4 separate regions of the Mus musculus genome follow, and regions 2, 3 and 4 are each linked to region 1. A link is a contact called in ENCODE POLR2A ChIA-PET data. All regions are on one chromosome and are shown on one strand. The core of a region is the stretch at or near the end of the contact, and the rest is flanking DNA. Distances in the headings are between cores, read along the strand shown. Region 1 holds the start of Calm2 (calmodulin 2). Region 2 holds the start of Mcfd2 (multiple coagulation factor deficiency 2). Region 3 holds the start of 4833418N02Rik (RIKEN cDNA 4833418N02 gene). Region 4 overlaps Gm46609 (predicted gene, 46609).

Region 1 (3,251 bases), core at 355-2,854:
AGAATATTTTTACTGAGTCAGCGGAAAGACAAAAAAAAAAATTAGTAGGTCTTCCATCTGAAGATCTGAGGAGGAGTCACAGACAAATTTCTGAGGTATATCTTGGAAAAACTTTGAATTTACCAGAATGTAGTGCACTGGAACGGAACGGTGGCGTCAGATTCTTGGCTGGAGGTGCCCATTTTAAAGTAATATTCCCAAATAATGATATTTATCTCATTTGTGGGGTAAGGTTAATTAGCTCTCCTCCCTTTCAGTATTATCAGGGCACCACATTGGCAAGGATAATAGAAACAGAAATCTGAGGTTTGGTTTGGTTTGGTATTCCCATCGAGTGGGCATTCGTTCGAAAGGGTGTCAGCTTTGTTAGTGCTAATTAGAAGGCCGCTTAATGTCTGGTTTCCATGACTGAAAGAGGGCCCAGCTCTGGCTTCATTAAAAGATATGTTTAAAGGTGTGAGGGATGTCTAACTTAGGTAAAGGAGGTTAAAATGGACTCTCCGAGTGGGTGCATATAGCTGTTAGCACCGAAATGTTCTTGCTGAACGGGGAAACTATCCTGAAGGCAGGCTTCTTTCTGAAGTTGAGGTTTCATCTTGCCTTGCTTTTTACAAAGTGATTGCTCTCCACGGTTTGAGGGTTTGCATGGTGGTGCTTTTTCAACTGGGAAGTTCTTTCTGCCTTCGCCATCTTCCTAATTCTCTCTGGGCCGTGGCTGTTCCATCAATCTTCTCTGGGCACTGTATTTTGAGGATGGAATCCTTATTTTCCTCTCTAACCCCCATCATCCTTTTCTGGTTGTCTACTTTGGGCTTCTAATTTCAGAGGGGCTCCTTGGGGAGACCGACAGCACACACTCTCGGATACAGTGGGTTTGAGTAGCTTTCTGATAAATTACTGCTAGGAAAGAGAAGCGAAGGGTAGGCATAAACGGAAGCCCCTTTTTTGATTAGCTTGTCAGCTGAGCTGCATGGGTTCGGCACCGTGTAATGAAAAACGACCGGCCTCCCTATGCAGCAACGCTGAGAAGCTGGGCGCGCTGGGTGGGTGTTTACTGGGGGGGGGGGGTGTCCTTCAGTTTTATTTATTTTTTGTTTTGGCCCGTGTTGTTTTTGTCAGCAGCACCTCCATACGGGGCGGGAAGGTGAGTGTGTGCGTGTGTCTGTGGCAGGCAGGACGGGTGGAAGAAGGTCCTCCAGCCGAGCGCAGAGAGAGCCACGCTGCCGCCTGGCGCAGTTGCCAGGACAGCGCGGCGCGAGCAAGCAACGGCAGAAGCCGCAACCGCGTTCCGGCTGCGAGAGAAAGTGACGCATTGCAGGTACAAATCAGCCAATCAGCAGCAAGCTCAACGAGGTTCGCCTGGTCGACCGCCACCGCGGTGCTCCTCCGCGCCGCAAAGTAGCTCCTGCCAGGCGCGGTTCCCCCGGCCTTTTAACGGCTTGCCTGGGAGTGGAACCCACTTACGTCATCCGTCCCCCTGCTCCCCTTTCTCTCTTGCGTGTCTGCCCAGTGACTGCGGAGAAAGGGGGTCTCCCGGAGAGTTGGGGGGGGGGAGGGGGCGGGGGCTGGCCGGGACTCGTTCGCTAGGTTCCGTTATCTGGATGAGGCGGAGGGATCTGGCGGAGGGAGGCGGAGGGAGGTGTTTATGAGGAGCTGGGGGCGGAGGAGGAGAATTAGTCCGAGTGGAGCGAGCGAGTCGAGCGGTTGTCTGGTCGCGTCTCGGAAACCCGTAGCCCTTGCAGCATGGTGAGTGCGTAGCTGAGCGGCCGGCGCCCCGCGGGTCGGGGAAAGATGCTGAAGCGGATTGACTAAAGAGGGGACCTCCCCTCTCAGAACTGTCCTCGCCAGAGGGACGGCACCAAAAAAAAAAAAAAAAAAAAGCCAGGAGGCCCCCCGCGACACTTGTGTCGCAGGTGTCCCCCACCCCTGTCCTCTTGGGTTCCCTTTTAGATGAGTCGGGGGACCGCTGCGGGGCTTGGCCGGGGGAGGATGGATCTGGGGTGCGGGGCCGTGGGCTCGGTCGAGAGAGCAGAGCAGGAGGGGCTGCGGCCGAGGCGGCGCCAAAGGTCAGCCCCGGGGGCCGGATTCAAACCGCCAACGGCCACCGCCGAGCGAGCGCGGGCGCCAGGAAGCGCCTTTGTCCGCCCGGCCGCCATGCGCGGGGGGTGGGGTGGGGAGGAGCGCGGGGCCCCGAGGCGAGCGGGCGCCGTTAGCCCGCATCCCCGCGAGGCCGGGCCGGGCCGGGCCGGGGGCGCGCCCCGTGGGTCCAGCCCGTGCGGGGACCCCCGCCGCGGGGGTCGGGTGGGGTGAGCGCGCGGGGCCCCGAGCCGCCGCCCTACGCGGCTCGGCTCGGCTCGCGCCCCAGCTGCTGCGCTGGCACCTGCAGGACTGCGGAGGTCTGGGCGGCCCGCGGCGCTGCGGGGATGGGCGGGGGAGGGGACCCCAGCAGTCCCCCCTCCCCCTCCGCGCAGGGCTGCTGCTGCTGCTGCTTGTTCACTCCATCTGGTGCTGGCTTCCGCTACCCAGACTGGATGATTAATTTTTTTTTCTTTTTTTAAATCGTTGAAGAATACAAGCTTTTGCTGGAAGTCGGGCGCTTTCTCAAAAAAAAAAAAAATAGAGCTCGTAAAGGGAAAGCAACCGACCTCAGTTAGGGTCTCAAAGGCGTTTTTCGGCCCCCATGAGCTAGTGGAAGTAGCAATTAAGGGGCGGGTCGCTAAATTCTTGAGTGCTCAGGTGCACTCCTGTTCACCTCTACCACACGCAGAGTTCCTTGAAAACGACTTGCGTTTCAGAGTGGAAGTTGCCATCTGATCTTAGTTCTTACGGACAGTTCACCTATGCAATAATGGCCGTCAGTAACTGTACACTTAAAGAGTGTAAAAGAGAGCAGGAGATTTTAGAAAGAGCTTTGAAAAATAAGTCCCTCTTCGTGTTTTCTGTTTTAAAAAAATTAATGAGGACGATAATTTGCAATACTTATTTTACTCCCTTGCCAAATGGTTACAGCAATGGGTGTGTCCAGGAGGCAAGGTGACATCTTAAACAGTAGTTGGGAATCCCTGCCAACTGAAACCTCCAGCCTGCTTGGGTGTGGGGAGTGTTCACCTTGAGAGAGCTAGCCTTCATTTAACTTTGGTGAATTCTTTTTGATATATATTTTTTAACTAATGAATTTTAATATGCTGACTGAATTTGTTCTTTGTAAGGGGAAACACGATGTAAATTATAGGCAGTAATTGACACTCCAA
Region 2 (3,251 bases), core at 515-3,014, 180 kb after region 1:
ATGCCAGGAGGACAGACCGGAGAACAACAAGCATAGTTGTCAGGAAAGAAAAAAAAAATGCTTCAAAGTGTGGCTGTGCCTTAGGGTTTTTAATCGCTGTGAAGAGATGCCATAACCACAGCAACTCTTGCAAAGGACAACATTTAACTGGGGCTGGCTTCCAGTTTCAGAGGTTCAGTCCATTATCATCAAGGTGGGAAGCATGGCAGCATCTAGGCAGACATGGTGCTGGAGAAGGAGCTGAGAGTTCTGCATCTTGATCAGCAGGCAGCAGGAGACTGTGTGTCACACTGAGCATAGCTTGAGCATAGCAGAACTCAAACCCACCTCCACAGCATTCAAACAAAGGAGACAATGGGAGCCATGTTTGACTTCGAGGAATAAGCAAGTCAGAAGAGACCTGGTTTGCATGGAGATGGCCATTTCAATAGCATTGTAGGAAAGAACCAGAGGGCAAGCATCTATGCAGGTAAGAATGATCCAGTAGAAAGAGAAAGATGACAAAAGCTAGCATCCACAGAGAAGGTGGAGTATCTGGCTTGGTGGCAAGTGCTTATTAGAAAAAAGTCTGAGCAGGGCAGTGGTGGCACACACCTTTAATCCCAGCACTTGGGAGACAGAAGCAGATGGATCTGAGTCTGCGGGCAGCCCGGTCTACAGAGCAAGTTCCAGAACAGCCAGGGCTACACTGAGAGATCCTGTCTCGAAAAATCAAAACACCAAATCAGCAACAAAACAAAAAGTCTAGGAGGTGTGAGGTGAAGAATGCTCCAGGCTACCCTCGGTCCAGTCTCTACTTACTGAGCTTCATAAACTGCCTGCATTTGTAGCTCCCAGGACAAAGGATCGTAGGTACAATGCAGTCAACTACAGGGTACCCAGAATGAACTGGACCAAATTAATCTAACCTTCAGAATGAGATGGAATGAGATGCAATATCTTAGGGACTCTTGAAAGAGGCTTTCTCTCCCTATGGATAATGTTGAAATCTTAATCTTGGAAAGTGGGACAAAGAGACAAAAACGGTGCTGTTGGGCAATTTTCAAGGCTACAAGGAAGAGGGGGTGGGGGTGGGCTTTGATATAATCTCTCTCCATCTTTGATGTAGGTGCATCTAAAAAAAATACGATTATGTATCTTCAAAGATACAAAGGAGAGAAGGAATTTTAAAATGTACAGTCCTAAGCTCATATATCTATCTGTATCTATACACATTCACTGAAAGACAATTTTGTTAATATCAAAGGGCAGGATCCTTTTTTTTTTTTTTTTTTTTAAATATATTGTCTTCTCTCAAAGAAAACAACAAAACCAGACGATTTCAGGAACTTTACTAGCTGGATCTTGAGGCTGCGGCTCAGGGAATGGAGCAAAAAGAAAATGGAAGCAGGTCAGTCTTGGAAACGCAGGATCCCCGAGAAGTACCGGCTGCCTCACTGGGACAGGAGTTAGGGGTTTTACTCTCTCAGTTTGTAGTGGAAGCAAGGATATCCGTCAAAGTATAGAGAAGGTGAGGCTGGCCAGCTTCGGAGTCCGCCTCCTCCGGATCCTGCAGCCCACAACCCACGGTGAGCCACGTTCCGGAGCCTCAGGTTTGCCTAGCAACCAGCTCGCCTCTTGGCCTCCCCAGGGCCCTAGCAGTAGGGTGTCGCCCTCGGGAGGCGGGTCTGGCCGCGCCAGCCACAGGGGACACGTGGATCCACTGGATCGGGTCGCACAGGGGGCGGGGCCGGCAGCGTTGGTGGGCGGGCGGGAGGCTGTGCGCGTGCGCGGCTGGGCGAGGGGCGGGACCGGCGTGCGGAGAAAAGCGTCCCAGGGACGGCAGCTGGCAAGGTTCACGTTGGAGTGCTTCGCGACTGCGTCGGGGATTATCGGGGTGAGCGAACCCACGGGCCGGAGGCCTGACCCTCGGGGCAGAGGTCGGTCGGCCTGGGGCTCGAGAATGGGAGGCCCGGGTGGCGGGGTGGAGGATGCGGACCTTCAGGGCGCAGCGGGACCTGTGGCCCACGGAGGCAGCCTGTCTTCCGAGAGGGTTTCGGGGGCCAGACGTGTCTGCCCGGCTGAGCACCGCGCTGTTGTTTGCGCTCACCCCATTGCTGGGAGTCTCAGTACTAGGCTGTAGGGCCAGCTGTGTGGGCTGGACACGGACCCTGGCTGGCCTGGAAGCACGCGGGTCTCAGGCGTTACTCCATCTGCCTCTGGCTCCCCCACCTTCCTCGGGGCAGACCCACAGGTCCTGTTGTCTCGACAGGGTTGGCTAGTTTGAGCCTAGGAGGTTAGGTAGACAAGGGATGCTCGTTTGTCTCGTTTTCCCTTTCTGGGACATGGCACCTCCATCCACACATATGCCCAAACCAGAGGCCTGGGCGTCACTCTTACCTACACTCATCAAATACATTGAACCTATTCAAAACTCTCACTTTTCCAGACACCTTGCCTTAGCAATCAGCTCTCTTTTCTGCTCCTTTAATATTGATTGACCCTCCTCAACGTGTCCAGTACAGGGGAGGTAGAGACACGCTCAGCCACCCTGCCCCATTCCCAGGTCCTTCTGTGGATTCTCATTGCCCTTCCAAGCTCTTCTTTCCTTCCTGCAATGCCTGTTGTGACTCACTCACTGTCTTTGTACTTTACTCAAGACCTGCCCCTCCTCATCTGAATATTCTGGATTGGACTTAAGTCATGTTTAGGTGTTCACTGCCATATGGAGGGGCGTGCTTTGCTTTGGGTTGAAATATTTCTTCTCATGCTTTCTGTGGATGGGGGTGTGTGTGATACCCCTGGAGTGCCTCTTTAGTGACCTGTGTTTTGCTGTCGAGAGGCGTCTGACTGTTCTCACAGCCTTCACAGCTCTGCTCTCCCTATGTAACTAGGCTCTTAGTTAAATGTTAGTTATAAGGGTAGCATGGCATTCCTTTGGAATCCCCCAGTGAACAAATGGACCAGACTATTAAACACCAGCCTATTCAGGACAAGTTTTCAACCTCAGCCCATGTGGGGGCTTTCTGTAACCCAGAAACTTGCTGGTTACTTGGACTTCAAGAGCATGGAGATGACTACAACTAGGAAGCACTAGTCAGTTGGCCTTGGCTCCGTGTAACAGGATGTCTGGGGTGTTGTCAAATGTGATTGCTTTGAATGTAAATTCCCAACTAAGAGCCTCTGAAGGCTGCCAACAGCTGCTAGGAGGAAAGCCCACTCCCTGATAGGAATAATGGCCCAGTGGGAAGGAAGGGTGGGCAGGAGTGCTG
Region 3 (3,251 bases), core at 206-2,705, 160 kb after region 1:
ATCCAGGAAACAGGAGTCGCTGGGAGGAGTGACGGCTAAAGTCCCGAGGTTGGTGTGGCACACAGTAAGCACTATATTGGATCAGGGTTATAATCACCCCATCGCTCCCACAGAGGTGTCCCGGGCTGGGTGGTTTTGGAAAACTCTTTATAGTCGGACTTATTCTCTGCCCACTTCGGAAAAGGTGGGTGTGCACACGCGGCGGGCTCTGAACCTCTCCCACCGCAGAGAGCAAGACACCCGAAACAGGATCTGGGTCTGAAGACTGGGCGGGGTTCTCCCTCTACCCCATCAGGGTGCTTTCCCGCCCCAGCACAAGAGCCCAGCCCAACTAAACCAGCCCTGCTGCAAAAGCCACAGGCTGCCAGGACTGGATGGGGCCAGTGTCCGCCACTGGCGAAGAAACTGAGGTTCGCCGGCCTCTTCTCTGACCAAACGCATCGGTCTAAGTCTGCTGTGGACAGAGCTTGGTCTCAACTTTATTTGAGGGGAAAATAAGAGAAGACACAGAGGAACAAATTTAACATGAGGGAGTTTCGACAGTTTAGGGAGGCAACGGTCCGGTCTAATGAATGCACTTCTCTGATACCTACAGAAACCTCCATTTCAGGGTAGGGTTACCCACGTGACCTTAAAAGGCAGAGAGCACAAACTTTTCTCTTTCTCTCTCTTCTCTTCAAACACCCAATCTGCAAAGCGATTTTTCTCTTGGGACAGACGACTTTCCTAACTGCCTCGGCAAGCCGGAGGGTAGCACCCAGCGCCGGCTCCGGGACGGGTCGGTTGAGTCGCGCTTCCTGGACGAGGCGGTGCTTTTCGCGCGCTCGCTCCGGGCGAATCTGCCCTTCCCTCACTCACCGGTGTCCAGAGTGGTGAACCTGCCGCTCGGGCTGTTTCGCCGGTTGCTACTGCCGCCGCCGGAAATGCCCAGCATCTGCAGATGCCGGGCCAGCTCGAACATGCGGTCCCACTGGCCCTCGGCGCGGCAGCGCTCCACCTCGCTCTCCACCTTCAGGTGGGTGCCGTGCGCGCCCTTCGCAGCCATCTTCGAGCAGGAGCTGTCATGGGAGGTGCGGCGGAGGAGTGGAGACCAGGCCGGGGGCGGCGTCCAGGCTGGGGAGCACTCTCCAGCAGGCTTGACGGGAGTGCAGACGGCATCCGGGGCCCGGGTGGCAGAGGGGGCCCGGGTAACGGCAAGGGGCCCGCAGCAGCAGCAGCAGCAGCGGCGGCGGCAGCGCCCACCGCACCGCCTGGAGCCTCTGGACTGGGGCTGCGGCTGCGCGACCCCAAGGCGTCCAGAAGCAGCCTCCGCCGCTGCTGCAGCAGCTCCTGACGCTGCTGTCTCCTCCTGTGCAGCAGCTGCTGCCACAGCTCCCGCCCCGTGCCCGGGCGTCTCCAACAGCGGAACCTCCCCGGGCCGCGGCTCCACCCCAAAGTGGGCGTGGCTATCCCCCGCCGGGCTAGGCGAGCCGACCGCCAGCGAGGCCACAGAAGCCAAGCGCGCACACGGCGATCTCGGGCCGCCCTCCGCCGGCTCCCCGCCGCTGACTGGGTGCTCACTTTAATGCTGCGGGGAGCCCGGGAGCCCGGGGGCGCCTCGCTCCCCGTTCCCTCCCCATCCCGTCAGGACTCTTGGCCTGGGGTCCTCCGCCCGGACCGCCCGGCTTTGTGTGGTGGCCCCGTCACCGCCACAGCCTGAGGCACGTCACAAATCCGAGGAGCGGCCGACAGGACAGTCCTGGTCCCGGGCTCTTGGCGGATCCGGGTCGGATGCAACGCGCCCGCCCGCAGGGCTGCGGATAGACCGGCCGGGGCAAGTCCCTAAGCTCTTCGGATGTCCCCAACTCGGAGAGGGTTTATGTTTGTTTTAACTGCCGGACTCCTCTTTCCATCGGAATGCCTACTCTGGGTTCTAAAAGAGGATCTCAGCTGATTTTCCACTTGCTGCTACTTTATTTTGGTGTCTAAAGGCTGATCAGAACTCCAGGGAGCGCCCGACTCCGCTCTGCTCCGCTCTAAGGCCAGCGGTGCCCAGAAGTTCAAAGGACTCTGGGCGGGGCTTGGAGGGCGGAGCCAGGACTACCCTGGCTAGAAGGCAAGTATCGTGACCCCACCCTCGGTGAAACTGGAGCTGTCAATCCTGCCTGGGAATTGAGGATGTAGCTAAAACCACAGCCAACACTGAAAAAAAAATCCCCAGGGCCTGTACTTAAGTCACTTGTTGTGAGGTCCATTCCGAAAACGTTCGAGAATGATTTCAGGCAAGCTTTTCAGTAGTTCGAAACTGACCGCTTTCTACTTCTCCGGGAGGTCCTTCCACTCCCTGCCCCTTGCTGCCGGGAAATTTACAGCTTCAAGTTTCAGTACAGAACTAAGGTTTTCGGGTCTATCAGAGCACAGGCTCCTGACGCCCATTACCAGGGCCGGTCCCTATCAAAACTTCAGCTCCTCCGTGTGATCGAAATGAAGCCCCCTTCCTCCCTGGAAGGCAAGATTCCCTGCCCCTGTGTGCAGAACCTGAGGTTCTGCAGAACTAGGTTTCACGGAGGCGGTGGGGCAGGGGGATGGGGTGGGGAGAGGGTTGGGGAAGGCAGAAAGAGTGAAAGACTGACTTGGGTATCCTGAGAATGCGTTTTCAATTTACCTAGTCAGAGTGTTAGTGGGAGATACCCCTGGGGCCAGAGGGAACAGCAGGATTGACAGAAAGGGGAAGGGTAGACTGATAGAAACAAAGAAACCCCATCTTTTCTTCCCATTCTTTTGTCAACCACGGTTGCAAATACTGGAGGACTGGCTGCAGAGAGCATTAGCTCTTGTCTGTTTGACTCTATCATCAGTTTGAGTGTGGGCACGGGAGGGCACAGAGTTCGTGCCTCAGATACAAAGCAAGTGTTCCTCCAGGCGCCTGACCGCGTCTCAGCTCTTTGCTAGCAGAGCCAAGATCCTCATCTTCTAATGACCAGCATTAGGAAGAGAGAGTGGAAACCTATAGGAAAAAGAACAAACGAAAAAGTCACAGAGCTGTGACTGCATTAATAACATCTGGTGAGATAAAAGGCAAGTAGCAAGTGGGGTTTGTTGCATGTGGTGGTGCACGCCTGCTGTCATAGTATTTGGAAACTAAAGGCAGGGGGATTAAAAAGAATTCAAGGCCAGCCTGGGATACATAGCAAGATCCTTTTTTTTTTTTTTTAAAGAAAAGTAATGTTATTTATTTATTTAATTTACATAATCTTGTATCTCACAGACAA
Region 4 (3,251 bases), core at 310-2,809, 160 kb before region 1:
TGCTTATATAAACATCACACTGAGAAGTGAATAGCAGGAGCAGGTATAAAGTGTGACGTGATCCCTCCCAGCATGCAGCGTTGCTCAATGGAGTCCATTCATGTCCCCGAGAAAAGCAAGGAGAGGTACTGGAAGGAGTGGGTGGAACCAGAAAGTTCCTAGGACAAAGGTGTTATCCGCACCATAAAAGTGAGGTATCATGGCCTTGGGCCCCACGCCCATGGATGGAGAGAAAACCAGAGCTGAGGTAGCTCCCCAGAACTCAGGCCAGTGTACACTCGGAGCGGCTGAGGCGAAGCTGACGAACCTCAAAGGCTTCGTGGGAGAGCCTGTGAACAGACCAGAGAGTGAGGTCACTGCATGAGCTGAGAAGGAAACGGTGGTTGGCGGAGGGCTGCCCTACCACAGCCGGCCAGCCTACCACAGCTGCCCTCTGGGTAGATAGATACTAGCTGATTTAGTCTCTAAAAGCTGGAGTCCACTGTACATGTACAGTTCAATGCCTTGGGGTGTGGGGGCTCCCCTTGTTAAAATGTGAATGGTCACATTCATTTGTGGGATCGTCATGAATGATGAATGGGATTTTTTTTTTCTTTTTTCCTTTTCTTTTTCTTTTTCTTCTTTGTCTTTCCTTTTCATTTAGGCCTCTAGCTGGGACCACACCCTGCCACCTGAGACACAGAGGCCAACGGTGAGGAAAGCAGGCGGAATGGAAATGCCCCTTTAACCATCCAAGAACCAGAGAAAAGCCACAGGCTCCAGGAAGGTTCAAAGGGCAGAGGGAGGGCCTGGTGAACTCGAAGTCTCCAAACAGTAGCTTGGACATGCCCATTGGGGCAGGGCAAAGACAGCATCCCGCACAGGGACTTCTTTGGCATTTATGTTGGACAGTCACCCCGAGCTCTCTGACTACAGGCCTGGAAAGTCTCTACAGTTAGTACTGAGAAGAGTGGGAGCTCGGTGAGATTCCACGGTGGGGGGATCCAGGCAGGGAGACTGGGCCTGCAGTTAGAGCTGCTTGTCTTTCTGGATCAGGAACTCAGAAATCAGATACTGGCTTGACCTGCCTTCAAAGTAGGATTGACCGTAGGTATGTTGGGATGGTTGGGCATTTCCTGAAAATAACGTTTTCCCTACCCTACTCACTGATCCCTAGCATTCCTTTAACAGGGAGCCAAGACTTGCGTTACAGAGCAAATTTAAAGTGGCTCGGGAAGAGAAACTCTAGACAGAGGAAGAGGAAGTGTGTGTGTGTTGGGGGGGGGGGGGGCTCGAGCACACGCGCGCATGCCCTTCTTGTACGGTGGTCATGTTTTGCTCATGCCCATGCGCATGAGGGAATAAATCAGCTTCCTCTATCACAAAAAGCAGCAGAATTATTCCCAACTGGCTTTAGGTTTCCCAGATTTAGGCAGCAGAAGAAAGCAAAGCCGCCCCCTCCCCCCTCCCCAGACAACATTATGAAACCAGAGAGCTGCTCCAAAGGCTTCAATTCTTCTTATTTTTTTACGTTGGTAGTTCTCTGCCTTTCTGATATGTAGTGCTGCCTCCTGCTGGCCATGTTGCGGTATAGCGGCTGAAAGGCACGGGGGTGAGGGGTGGGGGACTCTGACCCCCTACCTAGGAAGCCTATGGCGGGAACATCGCTTAAGAAACAGGATAAGACTCTCAAAAAAAAAAAAAAAAAAAAAAAAAAACAACAACAACAACAACAAAAAACCTCTGGGTGTCTTTTGGCTTTGAATTTAAACAGGGATATCTATGTCTTGAGCTCTAGTTTAGCAAATTAGGTTCCAGGGCCTTGAATGTTCAAAGAACAATGGCTGCCAGCTCCACCCACCTCCTGGATTCCAGGTTCCCGGGCAATCTTCTGCAGTTCTCTCCGGTGAGGCTGCGGCCTCCAGGGCGTGGTGAGAGTCTCCATTGTCTTGTTCCCTACCACTCCTAGAATCTCTCCAAAGGAGATTTCCCTACAGTTGCTAAGCAAAGCAGTGCCAGTTTCTGTAGATAGGGCCCAGCAGAGATTAGAATTTATGTAGCTGCACTTGGATGGTCAAATATCTCAAAAAAGATACCTTCAAGTTGCCTGATGCTATGCTAGAGTATTAACAAAAGCCACCAAAAGCCGGGCGGTGGTGGCGCATGCCTTTAATCCCAGCACTTGGGAGGCAGAGGCAGGCAGATTTCTGAGTTCGAGGCCAGCCTGGTCTACAAAGCGAGTTCCGGGACAGCCAGAGCTACACAGAGAAACCCTGTCTCGAAAAAAAAAAAAAAAAGTCACCAAACATATTTATTGCCTTTTTATTTTAATTTGTGTGTGTGTGTACATGTGCCATTACAAATGTTTGTGAGCCACCATGTGGTTGCTGGAAATTGAACTCAGGACCTCTGAAAGCCACTCTTAGCCCCAGCCCAATGTCTAGGCTTTTTTTTTTTTTTTTTAAAGAATAAAAGATGGTGTCTTGATATGTGGCCCAAACTGTTCTCAAAGTTCCAGCAGTCCTCCTGCCTCAGCATCCTGAATGCTAGGATTACAGGTGTGCACCACCATGCCCTGCTAACCAAGCATTTTAGAGACACTGATAAAATTTATACTGGTTTCAGCTGTATAGTTCCAATTCACGAGAATGAAGGTAGGTGGGTCTAGAGAGATGGCTTGATAGTTAAGAGGACTGGCTGCTCTTTGTAGAGGATCTGGGTTAGATTTCCAATATCCACATGACCATCTATAATTTCATTTCCAGGGATATGATGCCCTCTTCTGGCATGCAGGCATTTATATGCAGATAGAGCACACATACATAAAACAAAGAAATAAATCTTTTTTAAAAAATTTAAGACACACCTTTATTCCCAAAACTCAGGAATTCAAGGTCAGCCTGGTCAACAGAGCAAGTTCCAGGGCAGCCAGGGCTAAACAGAGGAAACTCTGTCTTAAAACTCAAACAAAGCCCAGAGATGCCTCAGCAGTTAAAGGTTGGGCCATGGAGCATTAAGACCCAGAAGGTGGAAGGAGAGGATGATTCCTGCTGGAAGTCTGTGGCGAGCTGTAGCTTACCAGGGACCCCCTGAGTGAACCACGTGGAGCCAGGAATCAGTGCAAAAAGTAAGAGGAATTTATTGTTCCAATGTGTTGGGGTCACCCTGCACTCAGCACGATCCGTGACCTTTTGGTACAGTTTTCAGGCCACTGTCCTCTGACATGCACATACCTGTGGTGATATGCATTGTGCCATACAATTCGCAGGACA

The links. ChIA-PET counts read pairs that join two places held with the same protein, here RNA polymerase II (POLR2A).
Region 2: POLR2A ChIA-PET joins it to region 1 with 38 read pairs in Patski. The contact joins the promoter of Mcfd2 here to the promoter of Calm2 in region 1. POLR2A ChIA-PET finds 5 or more read pairs at or near these places in 3 of 5 experiments (Patski and embryonic stem cell).
Region 3: POLR2A ChIA-PET joins it to region 1 with 79 read pairs in Patski. The contact joins the promoter of 4833418N02Rik here to the promoter of Calm2 in region 1. POLR2A ChIA-PET finds 5 or more read pairs at or near these places in 4 of 5 experiments (Patski and embryonic stem cell).
Region 4: POLR2A ChIA-PET joins it to region 1 with 17 read pairs in embryonic stem cell. The contact joins the enhancer-like site here to the promoter of Calm2 in region 1. POLR2A ChIA-PET finds 5 or more read pairs at or near these places in 3 of 5 experiments (Patski and embryonic stem cell).

Annotation. Positions count from the first base shown.
Region 1 is chr17:87,445,288-87,448,538 of GRCm38, reverse strand. Calm2 (calmodulin 2) reads left to right here and starts at 1,604. Exons shown (of 6, transcript NM_007589.5): 1 at 1,604-1,746. The coding sequence starts at 1,744.
Region 2 is chr17:87,264,460-87,267,710 of GRCm38, reverse strand. It overlaps Mcfd2 (multiple coagulation factor deficiency 2), which reads left to right and starts at 1,764. Exons shown (of 4, transcript NM_139295.3): 1 at 1,764-1,876.
Region 3 is chr17:87,281,018-87,284,268 of GRCm38, reverse strand. It overlaps 4833418N02Rik (RIKEN cDNA 4833418N02 gene), which reads left to right and starts at 1,455. Exons shown (of 5, transcript NR_015506.3): 1 at 1,455-2,095. Ttc7 (tetratricopeptide repeat domain 7) reads right to left here and starts at 1,383. Exons shown (of 20, transcript NM_028639.3): 1 at 859-1,383. The coding sequence starts at 1,045.
Region 4 is chr17:87,600,399-87,603,649 of GRCm38, reverse strand. Gm46609 (predicted gene, 46609) reads left to right here. Exons shown (of 3, transcript NR_169183.1): 3 at 644-1,367. Among named protein-coding and RNA genes, the nearest start is that of Gm46609, 12 kb to the left of the region's middle. Within about 2 kb of position 1,559, at least 1 of the 3 ENCODE cell types and tissues checked has a DNase peak (open chromatin) inside an H3K27ac peak, as active enhancers do.